Regions from separate parts of the Homo sapiens genome. Here region 1 is linked to region 2. A link is a contact called in ENCODE Hi-C data. All regions are on one chromosome and are shown on one strand. The core of a region is the stretch at or near the end of the contact, and the rest is flanking DNA. Distances in the headings are between cores, read along the strand shown. Region 1 overlaps LOC105378866 (a long non-coding RNA gene). Region 2 has its middle 140 kb from the start of LINC01787.

Region 1 (3,294 bases), core at 673-3,172, 290 kb before region 2:
CAATACATGCACTCACACTGCCAGTAAAAGTTCAGTGGCACAGAATTTCAGATTCAGTAGTTATTCATTTGAATGAAAGCCACAGATTCTCTTTACTGACAGCATAGTGATTTGAGTAGGTGTATTCTTATGGTTATTTGGATTAGGAGCAAGGATAATGACAAAATAGGAACAGCAAGAGATAGAGAGCACAGTGCTCATGGAAAATACCAGGGCCATCGCTCATGGTGTCTTATAGTCTTAGTAAAAGGGTAAACTCAAAAGGTCAAACTGCTACAGGTTTAAAAATTTTTGCTTTTGTGTTTGAATCAGATGGTTCTGTAGCTCTAACATTGAAAAGGCTATTTGTTTATTCGTTCATTTAAAATTATTGAAATCCCTCTACAGGCTAGGCACTGTCTTAGAGTTTGTGAATAAGACAAGATGCCTGTCTATGAGCTGCTCAGTCTAGGTGAGTCATATATGTAAATAGTTGCTGTGTATTAACAAAACAATGGCTCAGGGGGAATATCACAAAGCACAACCTATCATATAATTTATTTTTTTTTAACCCCACAGTCTCCTGGGGCAAACACTGGGCCAAGACCAAGCCTCCTTACTCAGTCAGACCATCAGTCTGGGTGGTGTATCTGTGAAATCTTACAGTTGTATGGTCAAGAATGTGTCTTTTTTTTTTTTTTTTTTGGCTTTCTTGAGTCTCACTCTGTTGCCCAGGCTGGAGTGCAGTAGTGTGATCTTGGCTCACTGGCTCATTGCAACCTCTGCCTCCTGAGTTCAAGTGATTCTCGTGCCTCAACCTCCCGAGTAGCTGGGATTACAAGCATGTACTGCCATGCCTGGCTAATTTTTTTTTTGTATTTTTAGTAGAGATGAGATTTCACCATGTTGGCCAGGCTGGTCTCGAACTCCTGACCTCAAGTGATCCACCCGCCTCAGCCTCCCAAAGTGCTGGGATTATAGTAGTGAGCCACTGCGCCCAGCTAAGAGCATGAGTCTTCAAAGATCTTATGTGAGCTGAGAACAAGAACCCATCCTATTAATGACTGGATAGCAATTGGAGCAACCTGTTTTCCCCAAACTTAGTTAAAACATGCACAACCCCTAATTTGGGTCAGTTTTGGTGAATTCATGAGATTAGATAAATCACGAATGGAAGGCTCAGAAAGAGGTCCTAGGGACAAACAACAAAAGAACATATACAGTAAGGCACACAGAAGAAAGAAGAATACAGCAAGTGAAATGAAACAAGTCTCTAGAAATAAAAAATGGGCCTTACCACGAACACTTGGGGCATCTGACAGAACCAAATCAACAAGCTCTGTTGCACTTTCTATTGGCTGTTCATTTTCTATTTTTCTCTCTAGACATCTTTCTTTAAAAAGAAAATCCAGATTTCCCGGGCTGGGCAAAGTGTTGGGATGAAATGACAGGAGGCAGGCGCTGTCAAGGAAAGACGTTCTCTCTGGAAGGAAGTGAGGGGACAGACGGGATGGCTGGCTCCTCTAGGCAGGTTTCCTTGCTGCCATCCCATGTGTCTTTTCCCTCCCACTCCTGTGGGCACTTTCTTGCTTGCTTGGCACAGTGAGAATTTAGGAAAGTCACGACAAAAATCCTGTCATGTGCTAGAAAGGAGAAAAAGTTTTAGATCTTTGCCTTTTCACGAATGAAGAGTTTCATGGAAATTAATGTGCAATTTTAGATAGAAGCTTTGCCTTGTTGAAGCTACTCTAACATTCTTTCTCCCCAAGTTCCTACAGTCCCTGCTTCCACACTTTAACAAACAAACAAAAAGAACAAACAACTGCTCCCCCTGCTACACACACACACACACACACACATACACACACAAAATCCAACTTGGTTGGCAGCCCACATCATCTACCCCAGGGCTTTCCCTAAGGACTGAAGATTTATCTTGGACTGACTTCAGACATTTCCCCTCTGATCTTCCTCTGGCTACGTTTTTCTCCAATGTTTCCTCACTGCCTCCCTTGGCTCTCATTAATTAACTGCTCCTCACTCTGTGACTAAATGCGAGCCGTTGTGTTTGGCTGTAGAGAGGATTATGACATTTTGCAAACACACACACCACTGGGGAGAATATCTTGGGTATCACACAGGCAAAGGAGGTAAACTAAGAAAACCCATTTTTAAAAACCTGTTGAAGCAAGTAACCAAAAAAGAAAAGATAGCGAAACAGGTTGATTATTTGGTGACATTTACTTATTCCTGACATGATATTTTAGAAGGCAAATACAGAAACTGGAACTTGCTATTTAACCGAGGTTCAGGTATTTCAAAGCTTGCTTATCTCTCCAGCCCGTCTGGTGTTTCCATGGTGTTCCTTTTCCGCTTCTATTAGTCTGGAACGTGGGTAGCAAGTTGATGAACATTTTTAATGAGTAAATCCTTTTCTACACCAAATTTTATAGATAATTAAATCTGATTTATAGGGCAGGTTTCAGCGACAGTAAAAGAGGAAGGCAAGGAATGCAAAGGGGGAGGGGGCCAATGATTCGACTCTGGGCCTCTGTGAGTGGGCTCTGCTTTGTATAACCTTCCCAGCAGGCGCACTGCAGGGCTTGCAAGATTTCTGAAGCAGAACAAGACCCAGTGAGGGCTTTGCAATAGTTTTTTTTTTTTTGAACTGTTTGGTTTTGGTTTTTAGGCAAGGACGTTCTCTTGTCCAAGAAACTGATCCTGATCTTTATTTTCTCCTCTCCACTGTTACTCAAAGTTATGCTAAAAGCAAAAGCCACACATATAAAACCTCAGAGCACACCACTAAGGAATTTGCCCTTTCAACAGAATTAAACATCTTCTATGTACTAAACCTCATTCTAGTTGCTGGAGGTACAGCAGTCAACAATACAGGCAGTTGGCCCGGCACGGTGGCTCACGCCTGTAATCCCAGCACTTTGGGAGGCCGAGGAGGGCGGATCACGAGGTCAGGAGATCGAGACCATCCTGGCTAACTAGTGAAACCCCGTCTCTACTAAAATTACAAAAAAATTAGCCGGGCGTGATGGCGGGTGCCTATAATCCCAGCTACTCGGGAGGCTGAAGCAGGAGAATGGCGTGAACCCGGGAGGCAGAGCTTGCAGCGAGCCGAGATCGCACGACTGCACTCCAGCCTGGGCGGCAGAGCGAGACTCCGTCTCAAAACAACAACAACAACAACAAAAACCAATACAGGCAGTTCACACTTATTACCTGTGGTGTCAAATAGACTCAGTGGAAGAAAATGTAGACAAAAGGCAGTCTAATGAGAAAATTGAAACCCAGAGAGGGTAA
Region 2 (3,311 bases), core at 214-2,713:
CCTAGGCAGCATGCTGGATTTGGTGCCTTGCAGGTGCTCCAGTGGTGTCAAAGCATAGGGGTGACTCTCAGAATTAGAAAATAATAGTAGTAACATCTTCTGTGATTAAAAATTCATAACAACCTCAGAAGGAATGAGTCTGTGGGAGGAAAATGCTTCTAAAGAAAGGCAAACTTCTTCCATACAGGTCTTTGGCAAACACAATCATCTCAAGAAAAGAAAGGGGATTACAGTTTAAATATATAATAAAAAAGAACCGAAAAGTAATAAAACTTCAAAAGCTGTAATACACTGTGTTAATGCCACAAATGTTTCTATGGTATTTCAAAGTAACTAGAATGAGTACTTTTAGTAATTTATTCGAGTCAAGGAGATAAGAGCCTTAAACATACTCATTCTTAGCAAAAACATGCTGTGGAAGTTATTGATCTTTCTGATCAGAAAGGAGTACGTTTAAATGAAGAGAGTACATTCTTGAAGCCTCGCAGATTTACAGTTTTGAAGCTTTTAATATAATGTGAGGATATACCTTCAACTTTACTGAAAGGAGATGACTCCAAGAAAAGAAATATCAAGGAAAAAGGTCTGAAAAGAAAGCAGGTTATCTCGGGTGATTGTTCCGTGTCGTCAAGAAAAAGAAGAAAATAAATCTGACCAACATCTGAAGACAAACTCAAACCATTTCAAGCCACAGGGCAAAGGGACAGGGAGGCCCCTGGATACTTGAACAGACCCTCTGGACTGGGGCATCTGTGTGTAACTTATCAGAAGAAAAAAGGGTTTGCTATGACTTAGTGATAAGTGTGTCACAATGAGGGGCTTTTGGAACACAACTTTCCTAAGGCCCACTTGCACAATTTGAAGGCCTGGGAGGGGTTTCCATGGGAGGCAAACTATTTCTTAAGGATGAGAGAAAACTAGAGAGGAAAAGAATAGAGGCTATCACATGAGATGAATTGAAATTTGGACTCACAGCCAGACACTGAAGACCATAGAAAAAAAGCCCCAAGGACGTGAAAACCTGTTACTGTTTAATAAAAGGCTTCTGGCCAGCGAGTCTTAGAATAGATAAAAATGAAGCAATAATTAGCAGGATTTTAAATATCTCTCTAAAATATAGTACAAAGATTTTCCTCCCTTAGGAGGTCTATAACTAAAGACGGACATAAAACTGGAGGAAAATTCTGTTTCCAAGTGTCTGAGTGGCAGTCTGAGTAATTTACCAGGTTTCTGAGAAGAAAAAGAGAAACTATCCAAAATTTCAGTCAATATTTATCTCTTAGGTTAATAAATCTTGCTCTTGACCTCAAAAGAAGTCAATATCTCCTGATTATTATATGCAAGTGCCTCCTGGGCCTTTCTATTTGTCCAGACTCATTATGGAATGAGTCACCAGTTTCCCGAGAGCCCCTGTCTGAGGCATGGGTGTAGACTGAAGAATCGCTCGCATTTCAAAGGTGTGGGCGGGCTGCCAATAATTGGTGCTATCGCTCAACATTTACTTGAATCTCTAATTCTGACATGTTTGCTTTTTCATTTTAGGCTTTCGGGCTGGTGCTCAGAGATGAAGTGGGGCTGAGATATATTTGTGAAGCATTCAAAGGCTGTAAAAGAGACAGTAGCATGAGAGGCAAATGCAGAGGAGAAGAAAGTATGTAGAATTTAGAGAAAGAGGACCTAACTTTGAATCTGGCTTATGCCACCGAGTGGCTATGAATTAATCACTCAGTTTCTTTGCACTTTAGCTGTTGCGTCCGTTAAAGAGGGTGATAACAAACTTAAAAGGTTTTTGTGAGAATTAAACAGATCACAAAGATGGAAGTGATTTGTCAACTAAAGCATATCAGACATTGCCAATTGAATCCTAAGAAGAATATAAGTTTGAATTCGTCCCAATGGTGAAAGCTTTAAACGGGAAAAATAAAGCAGATCTTTTTTCTGTCTCTTTAGAAAAAAAAAATGAATTAAAAAATTTCATTAAAGGTGTATTTATCTGTTAGGGACATGATACTTAGAGACAAACTTTACAGTAGAATTAGGAAGTATGTATTTCCTTTTCTTCATACATTTCCTCTCACTTGAACAGCTTTTGCTGGGAATCAGACATCTTGGCTCAGAAATGATCAAGGTCAATGATTCTTTCCTTTCACCTTCCTCAAAACATTTTTCATTTAAAAAGTGCAGAGATGCTTATGTCTTTAAAGTTCTGTTTGGTGCATCAAGTTGACTTGAGGAATCTAATTTTGCCAGGGCAAAGAGAATATAGAAACACGGGATGACTAAGTCCTGTCATGTGGTTTTCTAGGGAATTCTACAGTTTGCCAGTGGAAGTTCAGCAAAACTCTCGCTCATTAGCCCATTGTTAAAATGATGCTCACAAGATCTTTTGCACTTTGTCCCACCACGATTCAAAAAAAAAATACTGATATAAAGGGACTAGACAATGAAATTTGGTGTATATTTGTTCATTTTATCTCAGATGTGTGTACAATATACAGACATTTCTTTCAGTTCTACCAGTTTGCATTTCAGAAATAAGATGTCAGCTGACCAGATCAGAACTGGAGAGCTGAGCCCTCTTCCCAGTTTAACCAGGAACTCGTTGGATAATTGCCTGAGTCTTTTTTACCTTTCTGTGACTGAAGTTCTCAGGGATAGCATTTGACCATCTTTCCCATCAAGCCCTGCCCAAATATAAAGAATGCTTTAAATATTTATTATTTCATAGACTAAAGATGCTCTGCACTCTGATGGAAAGCATGTGTTTTTCACATTTTAAACAGCCCTCTGAACAAACCTCATGATCAGATTGGTGAGTAAAGTCCTGTTGAGAACAACGGTTCCTTATCTATATCCTAAAGGTTCATTTATGGTTTACTTTCCATTTTCAGAAGTTAATTAAACATTTTTTAAACTAAAGTATCTAATTTATCTATGGCCACTGCAAAATTTAAAGAGATGTGGAAAGAACAAAATTAAAATTTTATTATCAAAATGTAATGTTTATCCTCCCCTGCCCCCCCTTTTTTTTTTTTTGATATGGGGAGTCTGGCTCTGTTGCCCAGGCTGGAGTTCCCTGGCATGATCTTGGCTCACTGCAAGCTCCGCCTCCCGGGTTCACGCCATTCTCCTGCCTCAGCCTCCCGAGTAGCTGGGACTACAGGTGCCCACCACCATGCCTGGCTAATTTTTTGTATTTTTAGTAGAGACGGGGTTTCACCATGTTAGCCAGGATGGTCTCGATCTCCTGACCTCATGATCCACCCGCCTCGGCCTCCCAAAGTGCTGGGATTACAGGCGTGAGTCACCGC

The links. A loop is a pair of places that touch in the nucleus more often than their neighbours do. Pooled maps may share reads with other maps.
Region 1: a map of Calu3 shows a loop between it and region 2 (2.9-fold over the local background). The contact joins two enhancer-like sites. A Hi-C loop is called at or near these places in 3 of 168 maps with a recorded cell type or tissue (A673, Calu3 and PC-3), 3 of 37 single-sample maps with no recorded cell type and 1 of 50 pooled maps.

Annotation. Positions count from the first base shown.
Region 1 is chr1:96,519,404-96,522,697 of GRCh38, reverse strand. LOC105378866 (a long non-coding RNA gene) reads right to left here. Exons shown (of 3, transcript XR_947618.2): 2 at 1,277-1,622. Among named protein-coding and RNA genes, the nearest start is that of LINC01787, 150 kb to the right of the region's middle. Within about 2 kb of position 1,922, at least 2 of the 41 ENCODE cell types and tissues checked have a DNase peak (open chromatin) inside an H3K27ac peak, as active enhancers do.
Region 2 is chr1:96,232,619-96,235,929 of GRCh38, reverse strand. No RefSeq gene overlaps it. Among named protein-coding and RNA genes, the nearest start is that of LINC01787, 140 kb to the left of the region's middle. Within about 2 kb of position 1,463, at least 2 of the 41 ENCODE cell types and tissues checked have a DNase peak (open chromatin) inside an H3K27ac peak, as active enhancers do.